2 separate regions of the Homo sapiens genome follow, and region 1 is linked to region 2. A link is a loop called in an ENCODE intact Hi-C map of the cell type or tissue named here. Cell type or tissue: gastrocnemius medialis. All regions are shown on one strand. Each heading gives the region's core, and the rest is flanking DNA. Links, peaks and the distances in the headings are about the cores only.

Evidence for each region. Peaks named below come from ENCODE experiments on the same cell type or tissue, not always from the same donor. Only the 100,000 strongest peaks of a DNase experiment are listed, where the experiment ranks them.
Region 1: it touches region 2 in a loop (5-fold over the local background); 4 of 110 quality-filtered maps call a loop at or near these places.

What each region holds. Positions count from the first base shown.
Region 1 is chr6:116,969,070-116,980,045 of GRCh38, reverse strand. No RefSeq gene overlaps it. Among named protein-coding and RNA genes, the nearest start is that of RFX6, 97 kb to the right of the region's middle. In gastrocnemius medialis, for the core only: a CTCF peak has its summit at 7,886 (motif pointing left); DNase peaks (open chromatin) are centred at 4,245, 5,895 and 7,875; H3K27ac peaks cover 3,649 bases.
Region 2 is chr6:117,542,783-117,553,758 of GRCh38, reverse strand. DCBLD1 (discoidin, CUB and LCCL domain containing 1) reads right to left here. Exons shown (of 15, transcript NM_001366458.2): 12 at 10,548-10,635; 13 at 9,182-9,231; 14 at 8,162-8,281; 15 at 3,962-5,852. The coding sequence ends at 5,320. Among named protein-coding and RNA genes, the nearest start is that of GOPC, 54 kb to the left of the region's middle. RefSeq lists enhancers at 5,469-5,518, 5,529-5,588, 6,139-6,228. In gastrocnemius medialis, for the core only: no CTCF peak of the experiment used is centred there; a DNase peak (open chromatin) is centred at 5,828; H3K4me3 peaks cover 1,263 bases; H3K27ac peaks cover 3,924 bases.

The sequences.
Region 1 (10,976 bases), core at 3,872-8,871, 570 kb after region 2:
AAGCCTGCTCTATCATGAAGTTTTTTTCTTTATGTCTTACAGACTTCAACTGGTTTCATTTTTACTTTAATAATACATAGTTGAAATGTATAATTTTTGCATTTATTCTAGGCCAGACACTATGCTAAGCACTTTCAATGTATATCTGAGTCCTAAAAAATCCTCTGAATAGATTTTATTATTATTATTATTATTATTATTATTATTATTATATTATGGAGGTTAGTAGTACTGATATTAACAAATGTTAAAGAAAAAAATTACTTTCACTTTAAAGTGCCTTATCAGCAGATAATGTATGTATAACTCATTTATATATTCTGTAGCTCTTTTCAGTATTATTTTTTCCTATCCCAGCTTCCAGGAATTTACTTTTACATTCTACCTTGATAATCTCACCTTTAGGATTACATCTTGCTAATGTCCACTGGAAATAGAAGTCTTTCAGGTTCGGACTTGTGTCTGTATCTACCAGTATTTCTTTCTACTAATGTCACTATAATCTATTCAATTTAATTTTTTAAATCCCTCAATGTCATGGCTCCCCTGCATGCAAATGAGACACAATTTTACACGGTCTGTCCTCAATCTCTCTGCTACATTCTACTCCTAAATATGCTCATCCAATATCTTGAACTGATTATTTCTATTCTCATACATGGAAACATTTCTCTTTATCTTTCTTTGAAACTCTCCATGTCAGTTTCACCACCTCTGTTTTAATTAGATTTTATGGATCCCGAAGTTTATATAATTTAGGGAGAGGGGCTCTTAAGAGAGAAAGAATAGAAAATTATGAATATAAAATTAAACAAATATGCAACATGAAAAAAGCAATTCTAACCATTATAAGTTCTAAAAGCTGACACATATCACAAATACTATAAAAGCCAAGAAAAACAACATACAATTTTTAGTATGTTGCCTGATATAACTTAATATACCTTCTTTCCTACATTTTTGTCTGCATATTTTTATCACCTAATTATATTACAGTAATTCTAAAAATATTTTATAGACATGGTAGAAAGGTAATTCTCTCTTCTACCATGAATTATATAAATTTGTTTTTTAATGTCAATAATTGGGATGCATAAAATATGTGACTTAATGTACAGTCATATTCCTATTTGTAACTTGGCAAAAGGTTATGACCTAGTGATATAAAACTCCTGATAAATTATATTTTATAAAACTTTTGTCAAAAAGGAAAAAAATATGGGTTGGGTGTGGTGGCTCATGCCTGTAATCCCGGCACTTTGGAAGGCTGAGGTAGGAGGATTGCTTAAGGCCAGGAGTTTGAGACCAGCCTAGGCAGCATAGGCTAGTCTCAAACTGCTGGTCTCTACAAAAATTTAAAAAAATTCTTTGGGCATGGTGGCACTCGCTGTAGTCTCAGCTACTCAGGAGGCTGAGCGAGGAGAATTGCGTCATTTTGGAGGCTGAGGATGCAGTGAGCCATGATTACGCTACTACAATCCAGCCTGGGCAACAAGGCAAGACCCTGTCTCTCTCCTTGTTTTGAGACAGGGTCTCCCTGTGTTACCTAGGGTGGTCTCGAACCCCTGGCCTCAAGCAATCTTCCTGCCTTAGCCTCCCAAAGTGCTGGGATTAAGACATGAGCCACTGTGCCCAGTTCTTGTCTCTTAAAGAAAAAAAAAAAACAAAAACCATGTAGTGAATTGGAATTTGCAATGTTCTATACTGCATTACTGAGTACATTCTCAAGGGGAATAAATTCACTTTGATTAGGTGTTAGTGAGAACTGTCAACCTGGCTTCTAAATCTACACATGATATAAGAGAAAAACAATTTCACGGAACTAGATTTTAGCTCTAAACAATTCAAAACTTGTTTCACCTCTGCCACACATTCTTTGGGTACTAGCACAGTAAGACACTTAACATTGTCTCTGGAAGTAGGTGGTTTTGTCTGAGAGTTCCTCTGCTCCTGGCCTTTTCTGTCACAACACTAGGTGAATTGTAACTGTGGGCATGAGTATCCCTCTAACTTAACTACACTTAAAAAATTACTGAAAATCGCTAAACCAAAACTAAATATAGCCTCAATGTAACTTCCTTGTAGGCAGATTCAAAAAAGGATCCCAGCTACTTCAATACTACGACTTGAAGGTATTCATGAGCCAGACAAATTAAGAGTGGAAAAAGACAGTAGTCTTATCGATTGTTGTTAAAATGTCTTTCTTTTCTATTAATTTTACAAGAACAGAAGACACATGTACTCATTAGCAAGTCACTACCACGATCCTAACGAGTGACTGTGCAAGCAAGGGTCCCTGAAGTTTAAGTTTTTGAAGCTGTGGCAAATTTACCTCTGGTCCTAACCCAAGGACTTTTGGAATAATAACTGCCATTCACACAAAAAAAGCCATTCCATTGCAATTCTTAGTGTTCTTTTCTTCAAACCATCACACAAAACTCTTTTCTCTTACTCCCTCACTTGTTCAACCATATTGATGGAGCACCTACTATATACAGTCATGAGCTGATTAGCAATGGGGATATGCATTTCTCAGAAGAAATGCATCATTAGGCAATTTCATCATTTTGCAAACATCATAGAATGCACTAATGCAAACCTAGATACTATAGCCTACTACACACCGAGGCTACATAGCATGTTGCTCCTAGGCTACAAATCTGTACAGCATGTTACTGTACCAAATACTGTAGACAAGTGTAACACAATGGGAAGTATTTGTGTACCTAAACATAACTAAACATAGAAAAGGTACGGTAAAATTATCTTACCTTAAAAGATGAAAAAGGAACACCTGTATAGGCCACTTTCCATGAATGAAGCTTGCAGGACTGGAAGTTGCTTTGAATGAGTCAGTGAGTGAGAGGTGAGTGAATGTGAAAGACATTATTGTACATCATTGTAGACTTTATAAACATTGTCTGCTTAGGCTACACTAGATTTAAAAAATAATAATAAATATGCCTTAGCTTACTGTGACTTTTACTTTATAAACTTTTCAATTTACCTTTTTGACTTTTTTGTAATAACATTTAGCTTAAAACACACATTTCCTTTCTTTATAACTTTATAAGTTTTTTATTAATTTTTTTTAACTTTCTAAACTTTTTTTGTTAAAACTAAGGCACACACACATACATTAGCCTAGGCCTACACAGGGTCAGGATAATCAATATTATTGTCTTCCACCTCCACATCCTGTCCCTCTGGAAGATCTTCAAGGACAAAAACATGCCTAGAGCTGTCATCTCCTGAGACAATTATGCCTTCTGGAATATCTCCTGAAGGACCTGCCTGAGGCTGTTTTACAATTAACTTTTTTTTTTAATAAATAGGGGTACACTGTAAAATAACTATTAAAAAGTCAGCACAGGAAGTTTATTTACACCAGCATCACCATAAACGTGTGAGTGATGCATTGTACTATGATATTACAATGGCTACAACATCACTAAGCAATAGCAATTTTTCAGCTTTTTTATCATGTTATGTGGTCCATAGTCCTTTGTTTATGTGGTCCATAGTTCACCAAAACATCACTATGCAGTATATGACTGTGCTAGGTTCTGTGTTCAACCCTGGAAACGTAATGATGTACAAGAAAGATATACATGGTGCTTCTCTCTCAGAGCTCACTGTCAGAGGCAGTTAACTACCCATTTGTAGGCTAGAACACCTCAGGTTTGCAATCAGCCGTAAGCCTTCCTAGGCTCTGTCCCACTGTGATGTAATTTTTTAGGCTACATTCAGCCTAAGCCTTAATTCGTGTCTTAATCCATTCAAACTGCTATAACAAAATGCCGTAAACTGGGTGGATTAGAAACAACAAACACTCCTCACAGTTCTGGATACTGGTAAGTCCAAGATAAAGGCACTGGCAGACTCCGTGTCTGGTGAGGACCCATTTCCTGATTCATAAATGGCAGTCTTTTCACTGTAACTTCACATGGCAGAAGGGACATGTGAAGTTATGGTAAAAAGTTACAGTGACCTCTCTGGGGGCTCTTTTACAAGGGAATTAATTTCATTCATGAGGGCTCTCTCTTTGTGACCTAATTACCTGATTAGGCCCCACTTCTTAATACCGTTACACTGGGGATTGGGCTTTAACATATTAGTTTGGGGGGAACACAAACAGATCATAAGTAGTCTCGATTACCACACCCTAGCCCAGTACACAGAACCAGTCATAGCTTCCTGTTGCATGGGGCTCTGAGATCAGATTGCTCATCCTCAGTTACAAGGCGCCTATTACACTCTCCTGAACTGGTCAGTGAGCTCATTTCACTGCTTGCTATCCCATTACCACTGTTCAGCTCATGAGAACTTCCCTCTGCTGTTTGCCCTTTCCACCCAGTTACTCCTCTTCTAGATCTTCCCTGCCTAGCCTGGCACTCTGCATGAGGACTGCTCTTCACACAATATGCAACCACTTCACTTACAGCTACCCATCACCTGAACAAAATCCCCCTGGATGAAGTGAGATAATGTATCTTCATCACCTACCACATCTGTTTGTTAAAAAGATGATAGATTCTACTTTCTATATAAGATAAATAATAATCATCTAGTCCTGAGCATGAACACAATACTATAAATTTGGTAATCCTTTACCAAAAAAATACATGGTTTTAGATTATTCTTTTAATGTGTTAGTCTCAGTTAAGAAATTATTACTTTAACTGGAATTTTGGAGGAACAAGACTTAGAAATGATAAAATTTGGTGGTAATCACACACAATAACAATTTTTATTGTTTGAGTCAGTGCTAGAGTTCATTCAGGTGGTATTTGGCTGGCTTTGTTAGTCTTGCTTCCCAAATTAGCTTTGCTTTCCGATCCAGATGTCAATATGTGAAATGGTCATCAGCCAAGTGCAGAAGGATACACAAGCTGGCTGCAAAACATGATGACCTATCCAGTGGAAAGATGAAACCTGACAGAGACCTGGGGACAGGCTCAGACTCTGCCTGGGAATGCTTAGGAATCTGGGGAAAAGCACATCGGAAACTTGAAAAGGGAAATGGCAAACTTCAAAAATGTACAAGCTGAAAGCTACAAAAAGCTCAACCCAACCGTCTTTGGAAAGGCAATCCCAGTCCTTGGGAATGTCATAGAGCAAATCTATTACCACATACATGAACTCTCAGTGCTAATATGGCTTGCCAATGAAAATTTGGCTCTCATGGACTGAAGCATAATCAATGATACACAAATCAACTATTCCGAGTGTATAAACGAGCTCTGTGAATTGATGAGACATGTGTAGCCCTGAGGATAAGAGGATAACAGGTGTATAGTCACTGTTTTCTCAGAGCTGGTCACATGAAAGGAGAAAGCAGTGATGCATACAGCTGTATTTATATCCTGCATTCAATCATGGAAAAAGCAGCATTCAATATCATTGTCTGCCCCCACTAAAAGGAGATCTGGATAGTTCTTTTGGGAATTTCACAAGTTATCTGGACACAGAATGTAGCCCTTACTTATTTCTCAGCTCTACAGAGTTTTAAAATGTATGTGTAGGGGAAGGGATATTTGGCATATCTGGGAACCTTCCTCACAATTTACTGCTAACCTAAAACTGCTTTAAGAAATAGTCTTTAATAATGATTTTTTCAAACCAACAAATATTATGCATTGCTTTTAAAATTCAATACCAATCAGTAAATGTGCTTTGAAATTTGTAAAGCCCAGGTAGTTAAGACACATACACTTTGTGAGTCTCTTAGAAATAGTGGCACCATCCCATCAGAGCAGGCACAATGTCTCCTTTAACAGATGGCTGGGAAAGAAGGCAGCCAAAAGACCATGTATGAACAACAAATGTGCTTCTAAGGGCGGCAGTCCAAGCAGCGAATGTTGAAATTGTTTTCCATCCTACGCTTGCAGGCCTGTGGCAAAGGGACTGGGGAATCAGTTGACTTGTGTGCGCTTAAGCAAAATGGCCAAATAGCTCCCATGACTATAGGAAAGGAGACCAGCAGATGTGGGGGCAGCAGAGTGTTCCAAGCATGGGATTAGGAATGCTCATTGTCCTTGCACCATTACGAGCAAGGCTCTTCTGCTATCTGTTAACACCATGTTTTATCTTGTTTTCATTCATACACGCTGAAGAATGAGCACAACACAGGCAGTTTGGCATCTTTAGAGATGAAAAGTATTTTCGCTAGAAAGATCAGGTACAAATCTATTTTACCTAAGAAGAGAAATATTATTTATAAGAGGGGAGGTGTCTTTGGTCTTTGCTGCCTTTCTCACTGTGCTTTAAACAAATTTCTACTACATAAATGTGGGTATAACTAGTTTATAATCTTATATATGTCTAGTTCAAGTCTTACAAGGATGCAGTGGAATATCTGCAGTGAAGAGAAGTCTTGCCCATCTATATAAGGACCTCTGGAGTAAAAAGCTGCAGTGTTTGTGAATTTTGAGGCTATGTTGTTGAATGATCATTTTTACATTAATGAGACTTTTTGGCATAGTGTGTGGATGGAACTTAAATTTTAATAGAAACATCATGTTATTAAAGCCCAAAGTCCATTGGTGAGGGTATGTGTGTATGTTTACGTGTGTGTATAAAGTTGGTTTCTATATCCAAATGACTATACATATATGAATATAAAAAAGTTACTATTTCTGGGTTTGCTGCATTGATTCTTTAAATAACTAGATTTTTACAGTACTCAGAACAACGAGACAGATAAGTTTCATTGTAAAATGAGGCCCTTGATAAATAGACTTCTGTTGTGGGACTTTTCAGTTCTTAGAAGAGTTCTTACTTTTTAAACGTATGTATTGACAACAAGTGAAAGTAGACGGAAGAAAGATTTGATCCATATGGTGCCATAAAATCCATGTTTAAGTAAACCTAATGCTACTTCTCAAACAGCACTCCACCAAGTTGACACCCATACTCTCTCCACCCTGAAAAGGTTTAGGGAATAATCACTTTTTCAACCTAATCTTTATTAGATCAACTACATTCTCTGCCATCTTATGATAGGAACCCCACTCATATATAATGCAGACTGGAGGTAAAGCCTTTAAAAATATATAATGTCCTTTCATAAGTTTTCAGGAAGTGAGAATCTTTGTATAAAATCAGGCTGGGTTATTGACTCAAGAATTCTCCCATCTGCCGAATCTAATCAGTACAGCAAACATCTTCAAATTATTCTCAGACACTGACACAGGCTTATGAAATACATTCCTTTCTATTATTTCCTGATCTTGTCCAACTTTGTACACTTTGAACCTCTAGGATTGGAAATCAATCATGCTGACAACTCATGTTATTTTTTAAAAAATTAATACTATTTGCCAAATCTTGAAATATTTCTCCCAATTTTCATCAAAAATGAAATGTTATTTATTATGGTAATGTTTTTGGAGTTGTTCGTCTGTAGTTTCAAATAATGTTGGCTTAAAATAATGTAGTTAAATATTTTGTATTTCAAAATAGCTATAAGAGATGAATTCAAATATTCTAACCACACAAAAATGATAAATATATGAGTATGCTGAAAACCCTGATTTGACCATTACACAATATATACATGTATCAAAACATCATACTGTACTCCATAAATATGTGCAATGATATGTATCAGTTAAAATAAATACTGAAATAAATTTTAATGTAGTTTGAAATGACCTGAATTTGTTGAAATTGCTGTTATAATCAGAACTACTTTAAAAGTTTAAATTTTTATTACTTTAAAATTAATAGAATTATAAAGTACAATTAAAGCTTAGATAATTCTGGAACCCAAGTACAGTTTTATAAAAGTAGGATATTTAATTTAAAATGCAAAAAAATGTCTATCAAACTAGTGCAATGAGACATGGATGACAGGTCAGATTTTTGAATTTTTGGGGCAGTGCTGCCCTCTAATGACAGTATTGAAGAACTTGCTTTATTTGGTCATTACTTAACAGAAAGTTTAGCCTCACATTTTCATTTCTGGTTACACATTAGAATCACCTGGGGACCTTTTAGAACAGTCTCCATTCCCATCCCCCAGAAACTCTGATGTATTCATCTACGTCCTGGGCATTAGTAGTTCTTATGCTTTCCTGGAAATTCAAATATGCATCATTTTAAGAAATGCTAGTTTAGGCAGAGAAACAAAGTATTAACAATACCAAAAAAATTGTATCCCAGTCCCCAGAGTATCTAGCACACCAGTGATCACCGGTCTCTTTCTGTTCTGCAATACCATTTTCAGGGACCTGGCTTCTGACCCCCCAAACTCCCTGATTAGCCATTGGCCAAGTTATTACATAGGCACAACTAGGTATAAACATACCGACATAAAGAAACACAGTATTATACATTCACAACTGCAGAAAAAAAAACAAAAAACTTTTCCTTCCAATTCCCCTGCATCTCAACTTCTTGCCAACTTCCAAACAAAAAAAAATAGCTTCATTCATTATTATAATTCAGAAGGCTTTAAAACTGATGACAATGCTGTTGGGAAGAAAGGGGAACAAAAATGGGAGGATGGCATTAAAAACAGGAGTGGGAGGTCTTTTTTATCTTGTGTATGTTTCCTGTCCTCCCCATTGCAATATAATTTTAATAATAAAGGAATTTTTGTCTGTTTCAGGACAATGCCTGGCACATAGTTAGCACTCACAGGCATTGTTTAATGGATGAACAAATAAATGAATGAATGCATGAATGAGTAGGTTTATGTTTGAGACTGGGTGAGAGAGAGAAAAAATAGAAATAAATATTTAAGGCTTTGGGAGAAGGAACAGGTAACTTCCCACTGAAGGAAAAAAGATACCTATCCAAATGAAAGGTTGAAAATACATATCACTGTAAAAAAGGGAAAAAAATGGAATAAGAATAATGGAAAAGCAAATTTATAATTAATTGGTAGAAACCTGTGAATTGTGTCAAAACCCAACTATTCCAAAACTGACCTTAAAGGTCATTTAAAGACACATGATTAGAAACAAAATTAATTAGTCACTTTTGGAGGGTTTTAGGGAACCACCTCATTATTTTGATAATTAGTAAATAGAAGGTAAAAATTAGTAACTTGTCTTTCCTACACAAACTATATCACTGGGTAACCAAACATAAGTATTTTTCTGTAGAATAGTCCAGTTATTAAGTACATAAGAAATTATTGAATTAGCATATCATTACTATCATTATCTTCCAACCCACAATGAATGAATTAATTGTTTAGGCATTGAGCATCAACAGCTGCTAACAGGACAAAGGAGTAATCATCAGACTCTTGATACCTCTTGATAGACGAACACACCACTACCTATAAAGTAATCTTGCTTAAAAAATTCAACCTATTTGGCAAGCCTCTAGGCTCAAATACCAATATACAGAGGACAAAAAAAAACTTATTAAAATATACAGAGGTGCAATCAGTAAAATCCAGAAGAAGGAAATTCTATGGGACAAACAATCTGGCTTCCTCAAAAATAATTGCAAAGAAAAGAGAGTTGGAGAAGAAATGTGTAGATTAAAATGTCTTAAAATACATATCAATGAGGCACAATTTGTGAACCTTACTTTGAAATTAATTCAAACAAATTATGAAAAATCAATGATTCATAGGGCATTAGAATTTGAACACTTACTGGATATTCTATATTAAGAAATGTTAATTTTAAGTCTAGTAATAATATTATAGTTATGTTCATTCTATATAGTGAACTATATATAATAGATATTATATATTAATTAATATAATATATTAATATAAAATATATATTATATATTAATATAAATATATAAATATATAATAACAGTATATATAAATATATATTAATCTGTATATAATTAATGAATAATAGTCTAGTATGTTTTAGAATACATACTAGAACATTTATTAATGAAATAATATGTGTGATATATACTTGAAAATAATGCTACAGGAGAAAGTTAGACACTGAGGATTGGACCTGTGTCAATAACTGTTGAAGCTGGGTGGATGAGTGTGTGGAGGGTGGTACTATCTTTTTCACTTTTGTATAGGTTTGAAATTATCCACAATAAAATTTTTAAAATGATCCCATGATAAAAGCTTCCTGATTAAGATGGAAAGAGGAATTAAGGAGGGATGTTTATGACAAACTATTTTAGAAATAAAGAATAAAAATGCTTTTAATAGATTTTACCTGCCCGTGGTGAGCTGTTCAATCATTCTTACTGTTTTTCTCTGAAAGTTTTTAAAATAATGCAATACTTGCCATTGAAGCCAGCATGCCGAGAGCATTTCCATTTGCAATGAGAAAGAAGGAAGCACTCACTGTCCTTGCTGTGAGATTTACAGAAAGAGAAAGGGGAGGAGAAGTTGCGCAAGTCTTGCTGCTGTAGTACATGCAGAATACTTATTCATTATTTCTAGGAATACTTACATATCAATGCTATCAAGGTGTCTACAGCTGGGACCTTTTGCTTTTATTTTTCTTTCCTATGGAAAATAAGTTATGCTGGATTTTCTTTTTTATCTAGCAATATAAACAGTCAGAAATATAAGAGTTGGCCTTGTTCTCCCCATTCCATCAAAATGGCATTGCGTACTTCAGTGCAAGTGCTTAATTCATAGAGAGCAGGTTAAATGAATGATTTGCAGTTTATGAATCTGGGAATCTACTCTTGTAGATCCAGCAGGGGGAGTAGTGAGCGTAGATTTGGCTTCTCAAAAGAGGATGAGGCTATTTGAACCAGACAGATTGTAGATATACTGTTCTCTTATTAACCTGTTTCTTACTTCACCTCTATTTTATAGACTCTGACTCCTGATTGATAAGTGAGTATCTATAGCAGACCTGTTTCGTTCTTACCCCACTGTAATACAAAGATTATTCTGATAATATGCAGCCAGGGGGCATGAATCCAAGATTCTCCTTTTTGTGGTCTAAATTTCTCTTCGGAGCTAGAAAATTCCTTTGAATTTTCTCCCCTTATTTAATTCTCCCATAGCTTTTCCCACT
Region 2 (10,976 bases), core at 3,076-8,075:
ATTAAACAAAAAATGTGCAGTACTTATGTGAGCACCCTTTAAAATCCCCTGAAAGGATGCAAAAGGGGCTTGAACAAATGGAAAGGGATACTACGTTTTGTGTACCTATATAACTGACTAAAAACTACATTAGAAAAAGAATGAATGGAAATAAGGCAGACAAAAATTCCAAGAAGAGATCACTGTTCGAAGAAAGACAATAGGTAATTAGAAGGGCTTAGTATATTAAGGGAGAATTCTTTATACTTGGGAGAGATTTGAGGAAGTTTAAAGGCTGAGGGGGAGACCTCCAATGAAAGGAAGAAGAAGATAAAGGAAAAAGGGATAATAGGAGCAAAGAGATAAGGGGAAGGCAGTGGGATTTAAGATCACAGATGAAGGTTTCTAACACTTTTTCCATTGACACAGGAAGGAAGGAGGAAAGGAATGAAGTGGATACAGGTTTTGTGAGAAGAGGAATCAGCAGGAAGTTAGTTCTGATTTTAACGACTTTTATTTTTAGGTGAAGGAAGTGGCAAGATCAGAGTAAGGGAGAGTGTGAAAAGTGGCACTGCTTTGGAATAATTGCTAAGGGGTACGGAAAAAGGGATCAAAGATAAATAAAAGCGTTGAGGAGTGATGGGCCCCCAGTAAACTGGAAACCGAGCTTTTGTAACAGCCACAGTGTGAATAGTTCTGCAATGTTCCCCTGCTGCTGTGATGAAGATGGAGAGATGGTATTCTCAAGGGGAATTATGTTGTTGGGGTCTCATGGTTCGGGGCTCCTGGAAAGAAAATGGAGTGAAAATGCTGAGACAAACCAGTTCGATGATGGATAGGGAAGGAAATGCAACCCAAAAGGATTAACAACTAGAGGAAAATGATGGGATCTAGGGGTTTGGTATCTAAATGAGATCAGTGACTAAGTAGGTGGAAAGCTGAAGAACTCAGGGGGTTTTGAGCTGATAGAGAATTGCTGGAGATTAGGTTTACAGTGCTGGGGTTCTTGCTGATGACAAGAATGTGGACATGTGTGGGAGTGGTTTAAATGGAAAGCAGGTTACTAGAGTGGAAGTCAAGAAACCATAAAAATGACCATGTTGGGCACTTCATTCTCTAGCATGATTACAAAGGAGGAATGAAGAAGACCTAGAATTAGGTGAATGTCCTCAATGAATGGAAAAAAGTGGCCTGGAAGATATTAGGTGTCACAGCAAAAAGAAAAAGGTGGTAGAGCTAGGTGAGAAAAAAAGGGAGAGCTTTGAATGGTGGTGAAAAAGTAAAAAAGGATGTGGAAGTAGTCTGTTGGGAGGAGGGTGTGTGCCACAGTTAAGTGCATTTGTTGGGAGGACAGGCAGCCTCCTCTTGAAAAATAAAAAGGACTCTAAGGCAAATGGTGTTGGATGACTTCAGATTGGGCAGAGAGAAAATGAGCTAATATTGATCGATCATCTAATGTATACAAAACACTATAATATAGTCTGCACAACAGCCCTTTTATAATAATTTCCATTCTGGGAATAAAGAAGTAGATTTAGAAAGCACCAGTAATATGCCTGTAATCACATAGTTACAAAGATTAAATCTCCAGTTAAACCCAAGTTCTGTATGGTTCTAAACCTGTGCTATTTTCTCTTTTTAAAAAACAACAACAACAACAAAAACATGGTCTTGCTCTGTTGCCCAGGCTGGAGTGCCGTGGCGTGATCTTGGCTTACTGCAACCTCCACCGTCTGGGCTCAAGTGATCCTCCCGCCTCCCCAGTAACTAGGACTACAGGCTTGCACCACTACAACTGGCTAATTTAATTTTTTTTTTGTAGAGAGGAGGTCTCACTACATTGCCCAGGTTGGCCCCAAACTTCTGGGCTCAAGCTATCAACCTGCCTCAGACTCTTAAAGTGCTGGGATGTGTGATACACCGTGCCTGGCCTGATATTTTAATAAATATGCTTTCTTGTACCTGTTGGGGAGGCATCATTCCAGCAAGACGGCGGACTAAATAAGAAGAAAACCTGTCTATTATGAATTCCTAGGAATGTCAGACCAAATAAATCAGAATTCTTCACAAGGCCTAGCTAATGTCTTAAGAAATAAAGGGAAGCCGGGCGCGGTGGCTCACGCCTGTAATCCCAGCACTTTGGGAGGCCGAGGATGGCGGATCACGAGGTCAGGAGATCCAGACGATCCTGGCTAACACGGTGAAACCCCGTCTCTACTAAAAATACAAAAAATTAGCTGGGCCTCGTGGTGGGCGCCTGTAGTCCTAGCTACTCGGGAGGCTGAGGCAGCAGAATGGCATGAACCTGGGAGGCGGAGTTTGCAGTGAGCTGAGACAGTGCCACTGCAGTCCAGCCTGGGTGACAGAGCCAGACTCTGTCTAAAAATAAATAAATAAATAAATAAATAAATAAATGGAAATACTCAGGTATCAGAATCAAAGATAGGATGAGAAGCTCTAATGAGCATCCAATAGGATTTCCAGGAGAAAATAAAGAAAACAACCAAAAAAAAGGGCTGATCATTTTCATAGTTGATAAATGCTAAGATTCAAGAGGCACAAGTCCTGAGCAATGTGAACAGAAACAAATTCATAGCTCAATACATAGTAGTAAAATTGCAGAATACCAAAGACAAAATAAAAACCTTTAAAGCCCCTAGGGGAATTTATCCCAGAACAAGGAGAGGCTGGGAGCAAGATCAGTGGGAGACAGGGGATCTGTAGTGGGATGTGAACACAGCAGTGTGGGTGGGTGTGCAATGTGGCATGGGGTGACTGCATGGGCTGTGTTTTGGGCAGGAAATACTTGCAGGTTGGGGTGTTTGTATTCACCCTAGCTTCTCATTGGAGGGATTCAACTGCTCTCAGATCTGGGGGAGAGACTAGGCATTCTCTTTCAACTCAAGAAAGTACAGGGTAAACACTGCTCTCAGAACCTCAATAACTATTTGGTACGTGCATGAATGCAAGATAAGCATTTTAGGAATAGTGAGGTCAACCCGGTGGCCACACTTGGACTGCTGTGACTGGTCAGAGTGGGGAAAGGTCTCATAGCTATTCATGGTATATACAGTTGTGCCTACAAATGTGATTTCATGTTAAGAATCCAAAGCAGTATAAAATAAACACAAAACAATCTCTCACATCCTTTCTATTTTCTAGGCTGACTGTAAACGTTAATGAACATTTAAATAACAATAATAAAACCCAGAGCAAAGCTTCAGGAGCCTGTGTAAGTGTAGTCTTGCTTGTCATAGCAAATGTGTTTCAACCGCAAATTTAAGAAGTGGCAGAATACAATCTTTGCCTCCCAGTAGGATTTGATAACATAAGTCAGACAATTAGAATTGTCTCATTCACGCCTTATCATATATGCTGATATTGCAAAACACCAAAAAAGAAAGATGTAAAATTTTTCTGCCCTTATCCTCTAGTTTAGGTTTAGCTGTGTAGGGTTTATCAGACCTTTCCACTCACCCAACCTGTTCTACAGAGTCTACCCTGAGGAAGTGATGATCCAAAAAAAAAAGTCCTGTTCTCCCACTGGTCATGATTAGATCACTAGTGCCGCAGAAGAACTGTGATAGATGAAGACAGCTCTATTGTAAAGAAGGGCTGTAGATCTAGGCCTATGCTTATGGTCTAATATTCCAATATTAAAATTCTGTAAACAGCCCACTGAAGGCTTACATTAGAAAAAAGGACCTACTATAGACAACACTTTGATAAATGTTCCAACTAATTTTTATCAGTAAGTTTTGGAGGAAGAAAGCACGACAACACCATTTTCAAACATGAGGAAACCGAGTCTCATCATTATAGAAGCAGCCAGACTTCTCTTCTGTGGTAGATTGGGGTCTGGCCTAATCTGGCACCAAGCTCTTTCTCTTTCCACTGTGGCACCTGCCTTTTTACAGAAGCTGAACCTTGAGTGCCTCTAACACCCCAGCGAGCAGGGCTGACTAGTGAGAGTCAGGGGCAGTTTGGTTTGGCATAGTTTATTACAATTAGTGTGCGCATAAAACCATGTAAACTCTACAAAGTAAACCATTTCCCCTCCACACTAACCAGCAGCTAGTCTGCCATGACCTTCCAGCACCCCCATTATTTTAACATATATACATTTCACAGGATGTAATAACCACACAAATAGGGTTATAATACATTCTTCAGGGAAAAAAATTTTTGGTCCATATTTTCTATTAAAAAAACACACACACTTCCCTCTTTGGCAAAAGAGGTTAAATCTCCCATAGTTAACTCACAAAAGAAACTCAAATAAAAACTACTGAGCATGAGGTACAGCTGATGTCTGGACTGTTCTGGAATTACAGACGCCTCCTTGAGGGGAAAATCATTTCTTATAAAATGAGATCAGTTTCCAACAGTTTCATGTCAGTAGAAAAGCTCGATTTAGACTTGGTCAGAATCACTTTTGCATGAACATGTTCCAAATAACTTTGTTTTTCAGAGGACAGCGGAAGTCACGAAAATGTGCTACTTCTGAAGAAAGTCATGAAAATTGTGGCGTCTGACCTCAGCAATATTTTTAATCTGAGGTACGAAAACATCTGACACAGCCATTCACACTGTAATTCCTGTGCCACCTTCATGGTCACCGGAGCTGGGCCGACCTCTTCGCATCCCCCTCTGAAGTGGAGACTAAGGAAACGGGCAGCTGCTGAGGTGTTGTTTCTTTGCTTGTTTTTAAATCTACAGTCATAATTGCTAAATAAACAACCACCCTGGTGTGCTTTTCATGCTTCAAGTAATTCATTTCTTCCAGGAGAAGAATGTTAAAAATGCTTTCAGTTCTAGTTATCAAAGGAGAGGAAATGACTCAATAACAACAAGACTAGGTTTAAGCAGACCTGCTGCTAACACAGTATCAGATAATATACTGAAAAAAATGAACATACTATTTATATACATTTTGCAACAGCTGCATTTTCCCACTTAACCTCTGTGCAGAACTAAAATCTGATAGAGCAAACTTAAGTTACTTTTATTATTGTTAAATACAACTCTGTACACATTACACCTTTAACACCAAAGCAGCTCAATATCAGTCAGAGGAATGAAAACGCCATCTGAAAATTTTCATTTTTCTAGCCCAACAAAACCCAACAGACGCACCCTAAGGGTCAGCACGAAACCAGCTGCACAATTTTGTAAACAGTATGACAGGTTGTCTCTAGGATCCTACTGGATCACACACACACATGCAAGTGTACACACACACCGATACACACGCACACTCTGGACCAGCAGGCTCCCTTCTTCCAGTGCCTTGTGACAGCCCGACGCTCAGTACCACAGCAGGCTTCTTTCACATTGTGTTCACAAAAGGGCAGTCATGGCCGTCTGGTTGAGGGGTGTGAGGCAGTCTCTGGGGGCAGAATAGCTGTCACTCGTCCCGGGATGCGTTGGGGGCTTCTGAGAGTCAGGGTGCCCGCTTTCGGTGGCGAGGGCGCTGACAGCTTTGGGCCGGTCGTAGCCCCTGTCCGCAGGCTGTGCGCTGTGTGGCCTTTGATAGTCTCCGTCCTGGGCGCCCACACCCGCTACGGGGGAGAAGCCGCCCGAGGAGAGGGAGTGTTTGTGGCCGGGCTGGGGCCCTGGGACGCGGTAGCCGCTCTGCGCAGAGAACGTGTGGGCGCGCAGCACGTGCCGCTCCACGATGGGCGTGGCGTACTCGGGCTCCGGGGGCGCCAGGGGCAGCGCGTACTCGTGGCGGCCGGCCCGCTGCGGGCAGTCATAGTGGCCGCCGGCATCGGTGCTCACCCCTGCCTCCTCGGCATCCGTGTCCATGGGCCGGAAGGTGGAGCCCTTCCTCGTGACTGTCCCGGTGCCAATCATGAGGGGCTGCTGGTAATCTGAAACCACAAGACAGATGGCAGCTAGCGGGCACCACACACGGGCCGGCCTGTCAGTGGCAGACGGGGATACTCTGCTTCAGGTCGTGGTGACTGACTTTCCCCCCGGGTGCCCTCAGGTGTCCCAGGCACTGCGGAAAACCCTGATGTGAAAGCCACAGAAGCCACCCGCAGGCAGTACACAACCGCACCGCCTGCTCAGGAAGCTTCGCAGGGTCTTCTCAGAGATGGGGGCGACGACGACGTCCTGGGGCATGGGGACATACTTCAGGGAGGAAGTGGCTCTGAAACTGGCTCTGGAGAAGCTATGGAGGTGGAAGTCACACAGTGTGGAAATGGAGAAAAAAACAGCCTCGAAAATAGAGTTGATATGGCCAGAGTATGAGGGACACAGAGTAGTTTGTTTAATAGGATATGAGGACCAAAGCAACAGGTCAGGGCCTAGTGGTGACAGTGAGGATGATGCCAGGAGCTCCCATTTATAGAGCTCCTACTCTTTGCCAGGCGCTATTCCAATAGCAAGATGTTAATAATCTTCAAAAAAATCCCGAGGTAGGAACTGTTACTCCATTTTACAAATGGGAAACCAAGGCAGAGAGAGACTAACTTTTCCTAGGTCACACAATGGGGCGATGGAGTAGGATTCGAACGCACATCCTGAGTATATGCTGTTAGCCACGCGTTAGAGCATGGAAAAGCATTGATTGTCTTGCTAGGAAGTCTGGTTTAATTCTATGGGAAACGAAAGACTGGCACTTTCAGAGGTAACTGTGGAGGTTGACCCAAGAGGAAAAGATCAAAAAGTGAGAGGTAAAAAAGCAAAGAGAAATGCACATAGAAGTCACAAACTAGGAAAGAGGAAAAGTGACCCTTTGGGACAGGAATCAGGAATTTGTTACCAATGAGAGGTGGGGTGTGAGGAAAGCCGGGAGGCAAGGACTCTTTGAGGCTGGGATGTGCAGTCGAGAAGCCATTAGACAAGGAATGCACAGAGCATCTGTGGTGAGGGTTAGGAACAATGGATTCGATTGTGGTTGCTGAGGAACGGGTGACATCTGCAGGTGGAGGTGTCCAGCAGGCTGCTGAGAATTATGGACTGGGGACTGAGAGGGAAGTCTGGGTGTGAGAAGCAGCATGGACAAACATGCAGGGAAGGGCACTGCTGGAAGTTGGGGAGGGTGTGGGACTGTTTAGGGGAGAGACTGTGGTGAGTGGGGGTGAGACAGAACCCGGGTCATTGCACATTTAAGGAGCCTGAGGATCATTCAGGGAGGAGGGAGGAGAGACTGAATTAGAAGCTGAAGGAGAATGAAAGGCATAAGACAACAGAAATTAGGTTCTCCCTTCATGTCACTTCCAAGGAACAAGAGGATGGATTTTGGTTGCAGAGGATGCTCTCCTTGTCCACAAAGTGACTCAACCAACCCTTAGGCTGACAACTCCCAGTCACTGATGTGCACAGGCGTCACCTGGGAGCTTCTAGTTCTATGGCCTCCCTTTCTAACAAGCCCCCAGGTGATGCCTATACTGCAGGTCCTCAGGCTGCACGTGAGGAGGGAGAAGCCAGAGCGCAGTGCTACTCAGAGCATGCCCCACAGAGTCCTATGTATCTGAGAGCTGTTTTTAGCAGTGCCATAGAGACAGGTGCAGAAATTGAGACTAAGTGTCAAGAAACTACTCTTAGTTACTCTTTATTACTCTTAATTTTATGTCTGTTGAATCTAATAATAAAAAATTAGAGCTTTGTATTTTGTATCTTTAAAATTTCCTTATTACTAGTATTTTATATTGCATTTTACAGTGTATTCATTCATGATGGAGTAGAAATTTTAAAAAAAGAAACAAAAAGCATTTCCCCATAGATGGTTTGGGAAGCTCGACTCTTGATGTGGCTTGTCAGGGACACTGAGGCCCTTCTCATACTGAGAGAGTTCCTTTATTTCCTATCTCACCTTCCTCAGGGCAGGAACTGTATTTAATTCCTCCTTTCAGCCCCTCTGTACCAGTGCCTTAATCAAAGCTTTGGTAACAAAAATAGATTCAGGGCTTCCAGATACAAGTAGTACATCAGGGCTATCACTATGGATGTCACTATATCCCCTGCAGGTGAAAAGACTGGCTGAATAGGGCTTTTAAGTAATATCTCAGTGTCAGTTTGTAATTCTGTGCAGAATGCAGAAAAAACACATTTCAGATTTACTGGACCCTATCTAAATAGAAAAGGATTTTGCCTTATTTCTCTCCTGTCTCCCTCCCCCACAAGCAGCACCTCCAATCTAATAGCACAGTCCTAGAAATATGACACTTACCTGCCATATCACTTGTGATGAGATCTAACTTTTGTGTCATCTCCTTCTCATTATCATAGCTGATGGTAAACTCAGCTGACTGATGTCTGGCAAAGGGATATTTAATCTGCTTCCAACAGTCTGGAATAAAGGTAACATAAACCAAATGAATATGTCAGAAATGTAATGCGCGTCCTCCAGAACATGTTCCTTGATGAGTCAGAGGTCAGGCTGCCTCCTGACAGCTGACAGTGATCAATGTCCTCCTCAGGTGTGTGTGCTAAGAACAGCATGCCAAGGTCATTAACCACAACAGCAAACACTACTCTAACCATGCTTTCCGCTGTGCCTTTAAAAGGTATTTTGCCCTCATCAGGTCCCAGATTCTCCCTTTGTGAGATCATCTGGGTATGGTCTCCGACAATCTGCACTGGCATGGCATCTGTGAGGCAGAGGAGACACTGCAGCTGGTGTTTAGACCCTGGGGAGGTGGAGTCTCAAATGGTCCCTGAGCTTTCTCAGGGGTCCTGCCCCACTGCCCTCTCTCTCTGGACCATGGCTAACTCATTGCTTGGGCACCTGTGTCTGGGAAAGTGAGAAAAAGACCAGACGGGGCTGGTGTGCAGGATTATCTGAAACCTGCACACCAGCCCTGCCTGGTCTTTTTCTCACTTTCTCAGGGTGGAAAGTACAGCACAGGCCTGCAGATGCTAACAACACGGGCCTACTTCAGTTCACTGATAAGGCTTTTGTCATACCTCCTTGATGGCAGACAGTGTCGTGGCCTAAACTCCAGTGGCCAAGAAAAAAGGATGTTGACAAATGATAGGGGATGACATTGAACAAAAGTAAAGTGGCCATTAAAATAAAGAGACAGAACACAATAAATTTCTTCCTTATAGATATGCTACTTTAAAGGCTACAGGGCTTATGTCTTTTAACCAAATAAATGTGGGCCACTGGCCTCCTTATGCTTTCAATCAGCAGATCCTGTCCCTTCCTCAAAGACAGATAAAATTGTAGATAGAGTTTTCAACCAACCTGTTTTCTGAGCCTCTGCTGATCCATACGGACTTCCTTTCTTCTTCTTCCTATCAAGACAAAAAGTCCTACTGAATATTTATAAGCCAATGTATCTGCCTCTCTCTCCCTATATAACATAAGGATCATAATAGTACTTACCTCATAGGGTTGATGTGAGAATTAAATGAGATGGCAGCTGCCATGTGCTTTAGAAAATCATACAAATATGTAGAATTATCTATAAATTTATCTCATTTATAAGAAAGGTCACAAGATTTCACTAGAAGAATATATACTAATCTTATTTTGCATATTAGAAATCAGTGCCTTATTAAGTTTATCACTAGCTCATGCAGTCATCCTGAAGCAATTCCTCATGACCACATGGTCTCACTTCATCTCTACTATACTCCAGTCCAAAACTGTGGGTGTCTTTAGAAGCATTTCATACAAGCACATTACACTAAGGCATGCTTTAACTTATGAATATCTACCTGAACCAGAGACTTTTGTACCTTCTCTCATGATGGCAGAAACTATTCTTCATTCTATTTGTACTAATATACACATTATAGATTCTGAAGTTGCTTAAAATATAAGAAGAGAAAACTTCAGAATACTTTCCATTTTTTGTTTAGATCCAACATCTAACATTTGTCAAAATAAACATGGATCTCAGGGTTCTGGAAGAGATTCAGAATTCATCTGGGTAAACTATATTTTATACATAAGGAAACAGGCTTGGGGAGGCTGAGTTACGGGGCAGCTTGGTGATACCCCAAGCAGCCTATTTAATATTCCTTTTACTCTTCAGGGAGGAGAAGCACAGATACTTCTAAAGCAATATATCAATTTCAGGATACTTCAACAATACTCAAAGGTTAAGTCTTTACCAAAGGTCTCTAAATGACAAGAACTGCTTATAAAGTAATACATGGTGGGGTGCGGTGGCTCATGCCTATAATCCCAGTGCTTTGGGAGGATCAAATGAGACCAGAAGTTTGAGACCAGCCTGGGTGAGAAAGCAAGATCCCATCTCTACAAAACATAAAAAAATTAGCTGGGCATGGTGGCACATGCTTGTAATCCTAACTACTCAGGAGGTTGAGGCAGGGGGTTTGCTTGAGCCCAGGAGTTTGAGCAATCTCACCACTGCACTCCAGCCTGGGAGACACAGGGAGACCCTGTCTATAAAAAAAGATTAATAAAGTAATACTCGATCATTTCTACTTTTATCTAACTTGTTTGTAAAATATAAGTTAACATTTTATTTTGAAAGAAGCCATGCTGCTTTTGTACATATGCATTTCTGAAGAATAAACTTTTTGGTTTTTTATTGTTCGCATAATTAGAGAAGAAATTTAAACATGTAAAGTCACCATACTTTCTAAAGGCTGCAAAGATCCCCATTCCAGCAAACACCAGGACAACAAGGAGCACCAATGGAATAGCCACCGTTGTAATGTTTATTCCTAAAGAAGACGGAAAGCCATCACGTTACAACATAAATGACCAACAACCACTTTTCATGATTTAAAACTGAACATGGAATTGAAAAGTCTTTAAGCATTTAATATAGGGGGAAAATGAATACATGTTAGGCATTTACTGATATTGGAAAGCAAAAAGAAAGGATTCAAAATCCTGGCTAAAGTTTGGGAAAGTAAAATTTCTCCCCCAGCCCCCCAGAGACAGTTTCCAATGTTCCTCAGGGACTAACAGGCACACTGGGCTTGTTGCTTGGCCCATATTAAACTCCAAAAATCTGAAATGAGGGGAGAGTTTAACCCCTCCCCCACCCCTCAGGTGAGAA